Regions from separate parts of the Homo sapiens genome. Here region 1 is linked to region 2. The links are chromatin contacts, found by Hi-C or POLR2A ChIA-PET in ENCODE. All regions are on one chromosome and are shown on one strand. Each heading gives the region's core, a stretch centred on a gene start or an enhancer-like site at or near the end of the contact. The rest is flanking DNA. Distances are from core to core; before and after follow the strand shown.

The links. Hi-C counts contacts between places; a loop is a spot of excess contacts on that map. ChIA-PET counts read pairs that join two places held with the same protein, here RNA polymerase II (POLR2A).
Region 1: a loop to region 2 is called in a map of Caco-2, with 16 times the contacts of the local background. The contact joins the enhancer-like site here to the promoter of ESCO1 in region 2. A Hi-C loop is called at or near these places in 1 of 168 maps with a recorded cell type or tissue (Caco-2). POLR2A ChIA-PET finds 5 or more read pairs at or near these places in 1 of 52 experiments (Panc1).

The regions. Positions count from the first base shown.
Region 1 is chr18:22,068,010-22,073,951 of GRCh38, forward strand. No RefSeq gene overlaps it. Among named protein-coding and RNA genes, the nearest start is that of LINC01900, 90 kb to the left of the region's middle. RefSeq lists an enhancer at 1,959-2,253. Within about 2 kb of position 2,027, at least 2 of the 41 ENCODE cell types and tissues checked have a DNase peak (open chromatin) inside an H3K27ac peak, as active enhancers do.
Region 2 is chr18:21,598,825-21,604,903 of GRCh38, forward strand. ESCO1 (establishment of sister chromatid cohesion N-acetyltransferase 1) reads right to left here and starts at 1,880. Exons shown (of 12, transcript NM_052911.3): 1 at 1,799-1,880. RefSeq lists enhancers at 224-518, 1,586-2,105, 3,430-3,509.

The DNA.
Region 1 (5,942 bases), core at 777-3,276, 470 kb after region 2:
GTTTTCTATCCAAATTTGGCATTAGTTGGCACCTACCTGTTGATACACAAGTAGTACTGTTTGCAAGGAGCATGAAACCCACTTCCCTATCCCTGCCCCCTACTCCCCTCCCAACTCAGAGAAACCACATTCAGCTTAGCTCTGTGGAGGAGTTAGCCTTTAATCTCATTAAATGTCAATGATAGGAAAGACTTTCTTCATCCACCCAGTTTCCCATCCATTCATTCAACACATCTCCATTGTGCAAGGTATTGTGGAGGATGTGTGGGCTGCCAACTCTGAGCCCAAGGTCTATGAAGTTGAAGTTAGCAATACCAGGCCAACGAGAGTAGTGGGGATGATGATTGACACCATGACAATTTCAATGATGAACTGTAATTAGCCGTTGTTTGGAGGAGGCTGGTGGTTAGAAGCCTCCTAAGCCTGCTGGCTAGGAGAGGAGCCAGGCAGGTATGGTGCCCAAAGGAGACAAAGCTTGAGCAGGGCTGTAGCCAGGACAGATTAAAGAAGCAGTATACCTGGGTGTGATGGTTCATGCCAATAATCCTAGCACTTTAGGATGCCAAGGCAGGAGAATCACTTGAGCCCAGGAATCCAAGCGCCCTTCAACACTTAGCCTTCATCCTCTAAAATCCCCAAGGGCAACATGCTGAAGCCCCATGTCTACCAAAAATACAAAAATTAGCTGGGCATGGTGGTACACACCTGTGGTTCCAGCTACTGGGGAGGCTGAGGTGGGAGGATTGCTTGAGTCCAGGAGGCAGAGGTTGCAGTGAGCTGAGATTGTGCCACTGTACTCCAGCCGGGGTGACAGAGTCAGACTCTGTCTGAAAAAGAAGAAGAAGAAGGAAAAGAAGAAGAAGAAGAAGAAGAAGAAGAAGAAGAAGAAGAAGAAGAAGAGGAAGAGGAAGAGGAAGAGGAAGAAGGAGAAGGAGAAGGAGAAGGAGAAGAAGAGGAAGAGGAGGAGGAGGAGGAAGAGGAAGAAGGAGAAGAAGGAGAAGGAGAAGAAGAAGAAGAAGAAGAAGAAGAAGAAGAAGAAGAAGAAGAAGAAGAAGAAGCAGAAGCAGCAACAACATGATCATGATTAGCCACTCCGAGGAGTGGACCTCCCTACAGCTTCTGCTTACACATCTGAATATGGGTGTCCTCCCATCTCCTTTTAAGAAATGGATCAAGCATGGATCAGGAGTGCATGGCATCCTTATGCACTTTGCTTTTCTGTGCTGTGGGTGTCTCAGCTGGTCATATTTAGGGGGCCAGAGATCCAAGGGCCCTTCAACATTTAGCCTTCATCCCCTAAAACCCCCAAGGTCTGGGAAACTGAGCTCCTGACAGGTGCTGCCTGCCAACGGAGCAGTTGCCTGGGCTGTTGGGAGGGTCGGAGGCGGGCTTCCTGGTGTCAGCTAACCTCAGTTCTTTCTAAGAGGCAGTGAGTGAAAGTCAGTGCACTTGGCTGAGCACAAGTCCCTGAGTTCTCTGAGCCTTAGCCAATGGGCCAGCCAACCGGAGGCCTATAGGCAAGTGCTGCTCTTGGGTGTGCAGGAAGGAAAACGGGCCCCATTGAACACCTCCCAAGCTTGCTCCCACTTTGGCACCTAAAATAGTCAATTTTAGCTGATCAGGTTCATTTCGCAACTCGGTTATGTGATTCCCAAGCATTACCTCTTATCTCGAAACAGAGGTGTGAAAACAGAACCGACTTGGCACAGACTGGCCGCCTGAAGGAGGGTCTTTGTGTGAGGCTCAAGACTTGTATGGTGGAAAAGAACACACAGTGCCGGCCCGTATCCCCCCCACTTCCATTCATTTGTCTGAGACCAGACCCTGCCCTACCCACATTACAGAGTATCTCTGGCCCCTGTAGAGAGAAAAGATAGCACTTGTACCACTATGTGAGGGGCTTTGGCTCCTGCCTGGGGTGAATCTGCAGCCCCACACGAACAACTCAAATAGCTCGTGGATGTTTCCCAAATGTGTAGTGAGGCTTACTGCACAAATATGCAGGTGGCACCATGGCCCTGCCCTCTAGGGAGAGAGAAGCAAGATGGCGCCATGCCAGCAGCTTCACAAAGTGGCGTTGTTACCTCTCCTTTAGATGTTCCTGTGTGGCTTCATTGGTGCAGAGGAGGATCTGTTTACACCGACTGGCTCATATTGATCCTTTTGGGGGAGGGGAACGACAATGCTGGCCTCTGTTAGTCTCTGGAGTATGCTGGAAGTGCTCAGCCCACCCCAGAGGGTGTCCTGTGATCCCTCTTGGTTGACGCGATACTGAATTACACCCCTGGAGGGTGAGCTCATTCCTGGGCTCAGAAAACAAGTTTCTGACCAGGATTGGGGTAAAACTCCAGGTATTGGGTTCTTTGAGAAGCCCATTGTCTCCTTGAAGTGAGTTGAGGGCACTGTTTTTTCAGAGTTGGGTCTCTGGAAAACAGGGAAGTCCACAGGCTCATTTAAAATACACAAGAAATGTCTCCGGGGATATGTTGGAAAAAATTTTTGAAATATACGTAACAGTGAAATCTGTGGGGTTTAAATATAATGCATCTTTTCCCCAAATCCTTTAAATCATAGTCATGGTCTCTTATTTTGAAAAACTTCAGCTGTCATTTTGCTGTAGTTTTTGTTTTTCCCGTTCAGAAAGACTGTGGGCATGTCGGGCCCTGTGTCCTGCTAAAGAGGTTATAAACTGAGTAAAGGAAAGCAGAGAGGGCCGTCTGCTAGATCAGGAGACAAGGCCCAGGACAGAGACGGCCTTGGGAGCAAATGTCCTGCAGGGCCTCAATTGCCAAGTCAGACTTGTGACTCCTAGGGATCATCTTCACCCCAGGGCGGATCCCTAGTGTGTGCTCCCTGTCACGTTCTTACAATACTTTCTTTTCAGCAGACTGAGGGATCTCCTATAACTCTTCCCTGAACTGGCTTCACCAGTACATGACATTAGCAAAATCAGTCTATTCTCCAGTAACCTTCAAGAAACTTTTTTTTTTTTAAATAGAGACAAGGTCTTGCTATGTTGCCCATGCTGGTCTTGAACTCTTGGGCTCAAGCGATCCTCCCACCTCGGCCTCCCCAAATGCTGGGATTACAGGCATGAGACACCATGCCTCTTTATCCCCACATCTCTACCTGCTCCGGCCTCACCTCCAGGTAGAATAAGGCACAGAATCCACACCATCCTTCTGCCTTGAACATTCTCCAATGTGGCTTCAGAAACCCACGCTGAGTCCCTATATGCGGAACCCTGGGACAACTTAGCCTACATCCTTTTCTCTAGTCAGCTTCCTTTCAATCCATTCTCCACCCTGTAGCCAGAGCAAGTTTTCTAAAATGAAAATCTGCCTGTCATTCTCCAGCTTAAAGGGTTTTAATAGTTTTGTAGAGTTTCTGAGAAAAAGTATAAAGCCCTTTGTGTGGCATTCAGAGTCCTTCAAGATCTGGCACCTTCTTCCCTCTCTCTCTCTTTCCTTCTCATGTGCACACCAAGTTTCTTCCAGCCAGATCTGCTCCATGTTTCTGGCTGGCTTTCCACTCTCCGTAGGCCCTGCACAAGCGTCCTACTGTGCCCAGTCTCTGCCTCTTCTTCCAGGCTGTGAACAAGCAGGGTGATGTCTTATTTGTCTTCCTATCCCCAGAACTTCACCAAATGCAGGTGGCAAAATACAGGGGCTCAGAAATTGTTTGCTGAGTCATTTTGAATTGGAATCTTTCCTAATATGTATTATGTACCTTTTTAAACAAAGTGAGCTCAACAAAATGTAATTTTTTTTTTTTGGGTCTGGCTTAGTTGCTTTCCTGCGTAGACTGTGCTAGATTACAATTGTATCTGGATACCATGTAGTCCTCGTGTTCCAGGCTTGGGAAGGAAAGGAAAGCATATTTAGAGGGTGATTTTGTATTAACTAACAGCTTTTACAAATGAGTTGGATCAAATGCTTCCACTTCTAGGACCCTATATTATGGAAATGAAATACTGGAACTAATGGTTAAAAGGCCCAGCGACATTGATACCGCAGAAAACTATATAGCTGTTGGGCAGGGCACAGTGGCTCATGCCTGTAATCCCAGCACTTTGGGAGGCCGAGGCGGGTGGATCACCTGAAGTCAGGAGTTCGAGACCAGCCTTACCAACATGGTGAAACCCCATCTCTACTAAAAACGCAAAATTAGCCAGGCGTGTTGGTGCATGCCTGTAATCCCAGCTACTTGGGAGGCTGAGGCAGGAGAATCACTTGAACCTGGGAGGCGGAGGTTGCAGGGAGCCGAGATCGTGCCATTGCACTCCAGCCTGGGTGACAAGAGCGAAACTCCATCTCAAAAAAAAAAAAAAGAAAACTATATAGCTGTTATTAAGGGAAGAGTAGATTTGTATTTCTTTTCTTTTCTTTTTCTTTTTTTTTTTTTTTAAGAGACAGGGTCTTTCTTTGTTGGCCAGGCTGGAGTGCAGTGGTGCAATTCTAGCTCACTATAGGCTCAGGAGATCCTCCTGCCTGAGCCTCCCAAGTAGCTGGGACTACAGCCGCGAGCCACCATGCCCAGCTAATTATTTTATTTTTTTGTAGAGATAGTGTCTCGCTTTGTTGCCTAGGCTTGTCTCAAACTTCTCGGCTCAAGCCATCCTCCTGCCTTGGCCTGCCAAAATGCTGGGATTGCAGGTATGAGCTGCCATGGCATGCTTGGCCAATTTGGGTTTCTGACATGGAGGATGTCTATGGTATCAAGTGGTGAAGAAAGTGAATTGGAGAAAAATTGAACAGCATCATCCTCAAACATTCATGTGCAATTTTTTTGTATGTATAGAGAAAGATTTGGAAGGTTATGCATGAAATGGAAGGCCTTGTCCATTCCTGGGACTGGGATATAGAAAAGAGTGGGAGGAATTGTTGATTTTTACATATTTTTCTGGAGTGGCCTCAGTGCTGAATTACAATGAGGTTCAATGAGGGGAGCATAGGGTTATGGTCAGTGACCTCAAAGCCCTAACATTATTTTTTTTCACTGTATTTATTTATTTACTTATTTTTTGAGACCGAGTCTTGCTCTGTCACCCAGGTAGGAGTGCAGTGGTATAATCTCAGCTCACTGCAACCTCCACCTCCCGGGTTCAAGTGATTCTTCCGCCACAGCCTCTCTACTAACTGGGATTACAGGCATGCACCACCATGCCTGGCTAATTTTTTTTGTATTTAGTAGAGATGAGGTTTCACCATGTTGATCAGGCTGTTCTCAATCCATCTGCCTCGGCCTCCCAAAGGGCTAGGATTACAGGCATGAGCCACCACGCCGGGCCAAAGCTCTAACATTATTAGCACTGACACGGTTGGTTCTTCTTTCCGCCTTCTGCCTGTTTTCTGTTTGCCAGAGGTCAATGTCCTGCCTTCTACAGACCCTTCTTATGGCTACTTGCATTTAAATAGGGGATCCTGGAAGATGGGCAAGGTTTCTCAAGACCCAGGTCATGGCTTTTGCCAGTGGTGGAGGAGACTCTTTTGGTCAAGGGACTTCCCTGAAATTACCCACGGGGTTGGGCCAGCATGGGTCCGAGTTTCAACAGTTCTCAGCTGAGGTATGTTGAATCCTGCGGCAGCAGCACTTTGCCCCGTCGATTATGCTGTTGGAGAGTAAGCCTGGGTTAGGGTTCAAGTGCAGATGTGCAATGGGGAGGAGGTGGAGGAACAATATAAATGCTAATAGCCACCATTTACTCAGTGTTTATTGTGTCAGCACTGGGCAAAGTACTTTATAAACATTCCCCCATGTGACTGATGATTAAATTATCTCTGTATAAACTCTAGATTTATTTTATTCTCTTTATTTTTTTCCCCTGACTTGAAAATTAAAGCTTGCAGGTGATAAGTGATGAGGGCAGGATTTGAACCCAGGGAGTGGAGAGTGAGGAAACAGTCTAGTTACTGTAGCCACATCACTTGGGAGACTCATAT
Region 2 (6,079 bases), core at 630-3,129:
CAAATTTTGGAATTGTGCTTCCAAAGTCACATATCTGACCCAACAGTGATACTCTGCATTCTGCCTAAAAGGGAAAAAGTGGCTCTATTACAGTCCTAGTTTCCTCATTTCCTCACATGCTCTAGGCCTGAATTTGCGACTTCCAAATTAAGCACGTTTTAAAGCACTTCTCATCCTACTCCCATGTCTAATTCCATTGATTAGATTTTTTGCTTTTCAAAAAAAAAAAAAAATTCACCAGGCACAGTGGCTCAGGCCTGTAATCCCAGCACTTTTGGAGGCCCAGGTGATCACTTGATCCCAGGAGTTCGAGACCAGCCTGGGCAACATGGCGAAACGCCGTCTCAACAACAAATAGAAAACTTAGCCTAACATGGTAGCGGACGCCTGTAGTCTCAGCCACTCAGGGAGGCGGAGGTGGGAGGATTGCTTGGGGCCGGGGAGGGAGGTCAAGGCTGCAGTGAACAGTGATTACACCACTGCAATCCAGTCTGGGCGACAGAGCGAGACCCCGTCTCAAAATAAAATAATAACTTAAAACTTTATTCGTGTTGGTGTCCTGTGTAAAGCAGAAACTAAGTACTTGACCAGAAGACAAAGTGAATATAGCATAGTTCACTGCAACCTGGATGTTTTCAACTGAAATCTATGTTTTATCCACTTTTTTAAAAAAGCCAATGCTGGTGGGGGGACTAACCACACCTTATGCCACCAAGTAGCGCTTTTGTTTCCTGCGAAGCTTATTTATTGAGATATCGTTTTGTAATACTATCTAGATACTGTGTGCTGCGATTCCTGTTTAAAGGAATCTCATTGCAGCTAAGACTACAGAAAACATGGTTCATAGTACTTCTCAAATCGCAAAGCTTGAGCTCCTTCCTCCTCCTCTTCCTCCCTCCCCTGGTCCCCGCTGCGTCCCCATCGCCCCGGAAAATAAAGCACACGCCGGATTTTCGGACGCATCATTGAGAGGCGGAGGGAGAGGAGGTAGTCTTCGAATTGTTGGACTTGCTATCCCATTCTGCCTGTGCAAAATAAACCCCCATAGTAAAATAATCTTAACCCGTGATAAAAATCGAGGACCCAATTCTCTTTGGTTCGCCTCTCTCCATCGCTATAAACTTCACTGCGGCCCTCAATGCACTCATTTCTACTCCAGAGCCGCCCTACCTGTGCCGAGACCCCCATTTGCAGCATGAGTTACTCTATGACCTTGGGCCCGCTCCCCTCCCAAACTGAAGGCTGTAAAACCAAGACCCCACATCGCGCCCCGCAAACTGCAGAGGCCTCCAGGCTCAGGCCGGGTCAGCGGGTTGCGCCAGGAGGCGGCGAGGGACTGGCTCCGGTGAAGCGCCGGGAAGAGAAAACGCAGGGGGCGGAGACGGGGCCCGGAGCTACCTGCGGGACCAGCACTGGCGCTGCCCCGGTGCTAGCAATGGCTGCGCGCCACCTCGGGGCTCCCGGAGCCCTCGCGGCAGTGCTGGGAACTCCGGCCCTGCCCCGTCGGCGGTCACGACCCCTTATGAACTTCGACCGCCCAGCAAACAGCGGCAGGTGGTGCGCGGACACGCGAGCACGTTAGCTGCCTACCTCAAGCGACGGCGTCTTGGAGCCTAGAGCCTCCCACCTCCCTCCCAGGGGCGCGAAGAGCTGGGACCGGAGCAGTAGGAAGGGGCGTGCGAGGCAACACGCCACCGAGGGTGGAACAGGAAGAGGGAGAACTGTCCGCTCCCTGAAGGGGCTGGCAAAAGAGAGGTGAAGACACAGGCGGCGGGGACCGTCAGGGACGCTCGCGTACCTTCCTTTTGCCTGGCGGAGGGTCAGACTAGCGCCAGCGGATCGCCTCACATCCGGGTATCAGGAGACACTCAGCTGCTTCTGCTGCGGCCGCCGCCTCCCCCGCGGCGCAAACACCAAACTTCCGGCGACGACGGCGACGCCTCGCTCGTCAGATGGGAGTTACCTGTGACCGTCTTGGGTGCGCTTGCGCAACGCTCCTCTTCAGCCCTAACCGGCTCAGCTGACGTGCCCAGAAGACGAAGATGGCCGCCACGCTCACTGCGTGTCACGCAGTTTTTCACCCCGGCCCGGACGGCTGGGCGTCGAGGAAAGGCGAGCTAGTGTCCATCCTCAGCGCAGGCGCGGTGGGAGGCCTAGCGCGCGCGCCTCCGCGGGTGGTCGCCTGGCAGGGAAGTGGCGGCGCCCCCTAGCGGCGGCCGCTTGTCGTTCCTGGGGTCATCGCTTTGAGCTGAAAACCACCCAGGCCCCCAGCGGTTGTGGTTTACCTTGGAAATTTGTCGCAACTGGTTGCCATGTAGGTTTTGGCTGCTTCTGTCTGCGATGTATAATCCAAGTGCCTTTGGTCTTCCATATGAGCCAATGTAAAGAAGGAGGGTGGGGCCGGGCGCGGTGGTTCACGCCTGTAATCCCAGCACTTTGGGAAGCAGAGGCGGGTGGATCATTTGAGGTTAGGAGTTCGAGACCAGCCTGGCCAACATGGCCAACATGGTGAAACCCCGTCTCTACTAGAAATACAAAAATTAGCCGGGTGGTAGTGGCGTGCGACTGTAATCCCAGCTACTCGAGAGGCTGAGGCGGGAGAATCCCTTGAGCCTGGGAGGCGGAGGTTGTGGTGAGCTGAGACTGGGCCACTGCACTCTAGTCTGGACGAGTGAGACCCTGTCTCAAATAAAAAAAAAAGGAGGGTGCAGTCCCTACACTGCCCTCCAGCACCTCCAAAAAATGCAGGGCTTCGCCCTCTCCTTGCACACTTTCTTCCTGTGTATCAGAGTGCAAGAATCATCAGAAATTGTAAAATATTCTGCTAGACTTAGTCAGACTGAGTGTTCAGACAAAGCTTTGGCTCGCTCTTGGACGCCTCTAGAGATAGAATCCAAGATTCTATCACTAGGATTCATGGTTCCCACACTTCTTTCTTTTGTGACAGGAAGGATCTTGCTGTGTAGCCCTGGCTGGTGTGCAGTGGCACAGTAACGGCTCACTGCAGCCTCGACTTGGGCTCAAGCGATCCCACCTGCCTCAGCCTCCCTGAGAACTGCATGTATGAAGCCCACGACACCATGCCAGGCTAATTTTTTTTTTTTTTTTTGAGATGGAGTCTCACTCTTGTCACCCAGGCTAGAGTGCAATGGCACGATCTCGGCTCACTGCAACCTCCGCCTCCCAGGTTCAAGGAATTCTCCTGCCTCAGCCTCCTGAGTAGCTGGGACTACAGGTGCCTGCCACCATGCCCGGCTAATTTTTTATTTTTAGTAGAGACGGGGTTTCACCATCTTGGCCAGGCTGGTCTCGAACTTCTGACCTTGTGATCCCACCTGCCTCGGCCTCCCAAAGTGCTGGGATTACAGGCGTAAGCCACCGCGCCCGGCCGCCAGGCTAATTTTTTTATATTTTGTAGGGATAAGGTCTCACTGAGACCAGCCCAGGCTGATCTCGAACTCCTGGCCTCAAGTGATCCTCTCTTCTCTCCTTGGCTTCCCAAAGCGCTGGGACTACAGGCCTAAGCCACTGCTCCGGCTACTAGACTGCTTTTGAACATATGTTCTGTGCTACCCTTTGCTTATTTGCGGAACTGTGAGGCTAGTTCGGTACTTCTGCATTTCAGAATGGGAAGAGGTGATCATAAATGGGTTTTCCCCTTCCTGCCCTCCTTCTTTGAAGCCAAGTACAACCAAAATGTGCTCTAAGTTTGTCAAACCTGATGTTTTTCTGACAATTCATCTTCCACGAATAGTGAGCTGCCTGTCAGTTTGCGCAGGGAGATGTTATGGCTTAAAAACAAAAACGAGGCTGGGCGCAGTGGCTCACGTTTGTAATCCCAGCTGTTTGGGAGGTATTGATGGGTGAGGCCATTCTTCACATTACCATAGTTGTGTTACTTGGCAAAGACCTGTCCGCTGCTTCCACCTTCAGCTCCAGTCCCTGATACACACTTTAATGACATATGCCAAACAGCTCAAATTGGGGGCGGGGGGTGGGGCGGGGGAACAGGAGTAAACTACTGGTCTGGTTAAAAGCTGGTTATTTATCAGGAGACCTGACCTATGTTTCCCTTCATCTTCGTCTTCTGATTGCCAGACAACTGGTGGGACTTCTTTTGGTTGGATAAACTACTTTGTCTATAGTAATTCAAATTCTGGCATACAAAGAAACCATATTTATGAGTGTCGATTCTCACAAAATAGGCCTCTGCTTCTGAGTAGTCTATTCCACTCTATGTGCTAAATTGGCCTCAATCAGGAGCATAGGAATTCGTGCAAATATCAGACCATATGAAATCATAGCCCTCCGGCCAGGAGCCTAGGCCATAGCAGCTTGTTGCTCTGCTGACCCTGGTGTCTGATCCCAGCCAGTGGCCTTAAAAAAACAAGAAACGAAATAAATCATGTATTTTCGATACATAATTCATGCCTGCAATTTATGCTGTATTTTCTTTTTTTTTTTTTTTTTTTTGAGACAGAGTCTTGCTCTGTTGCCCAGGTTGGAGTGTTGTGGCGTGATCTTGGCTCACTGCAACCTCCGTCTCCCTGGTTCAAGCAATTCTGCCTCAGCCTCCAAATTAGCTGGGATTACAGGTGCCCGCCATGACGCTCAGCTAATTTTTTTGTATTTTTAGTAGAGACAGGGTTCCACCATGTCAGTCAAGCTGATCTGGAACACCGGACCTCAGGTGATCCACCCTCCTCGGCCTCCCAAAGTGCTGGGATTACAGGCATGAGCCACCGTGCCTGGCCTTATTTTCTTTTCTAAAACTATATATAATCAGTTTCTGTGAAAAGAATAAATAGTTTGCGTTCATGGGAAAAAATAAACTTTCTTGAGCATTATTCTTTATCATTTTGAAGGATATTTTTCACTTCCGATTCATGAATACCAGTAGTCTCAATTTGTAGTGTAATTGATTAAATCTTCCTCTGAACTATTATATCATATTTGTTTTTCCTTCTATCGGTAGTTTTCTTTTAGAGCATTCTATCTATGAGCTTTGGAATTTGGTTCATTTAATTTGGTTGTCTACTAAGAAACAATAATAATCTGATTAAATAATAATCCATTATTATTTAAATGTCTTTGAGATTACAGTCTCTTTCAGGAAAGAGTAAAGAATTAAAGTTGGCCGGACACAGTGGCTCATGCCTGTAATCCCAGCACTTTGGGAGGCCGAGGCGGGCAGATCATCTGAGGTCAGGAGTTCAAGACAAGCCTGACCAACATGGTGAAACCTCGTCTCTACTAAAAATACAAAAATTAGCCGGGCATGGTGGCACCTGCCTGTAATCCCAGCTACTCAGGAGGCTGAGGCAGGAGAATCACTTGAACCCTGGAGGCAGAGGTTGCAGTGAGCTGAGACCGTGCCACTTGGGCAAAGACTTCATCTCAAAACAAACAAACAAAAAAAGAATTAAAGTTTTTTGAGGAAGAGTGGGAGGAGGGAGAGGAGCAGAAAAGATAACTGTTGGGTACTGGGTTTAATACCTGGGTGATGAAATAATGGGTACCACAAACCCCCATGACACGTGTTTACCTGTGTAACAAACCTTCACATGTACCCTCAAACCTAAAATAAAAGTTAAAAATTTTGTAAAAAAGAAAAATAAAAATATAACTTATAATTTGGAAATATAACTGTTACTTATGTCTACATCTAAAGCATTTTTATTAATGAATGAATAAATATTTTTAAATGTTAAAAGTTTTACAATTAGTGAGAAGCCTAGCATTGAACAGGTAGAGAATTATAGATCACAACTGAAAGAATCACAAGTTTTAGTTCAAAGGGGGTCTAAGACTAGCAAGAAAATATTTTTTCAGATAACTGTAGGAAGACATTCAACTTAGAAAAAGAAAGTAGTGTTTGATAATCCAAACAAAATGTTAGTCAGGTCTCTTTAGTTAGAAAATGACTGAAATCCAGCTCAAACTCATGTGAGCAACATTTAAAAAAAAAAACAAAAAAAAGTATTGCTACCATAACCAGGAGCTATAGGGGAACTGCTGACCTCAGGTCATCCTAAAACCTGAGGATGTCAGATGATGTCAGCAGGACACTCTACAATGC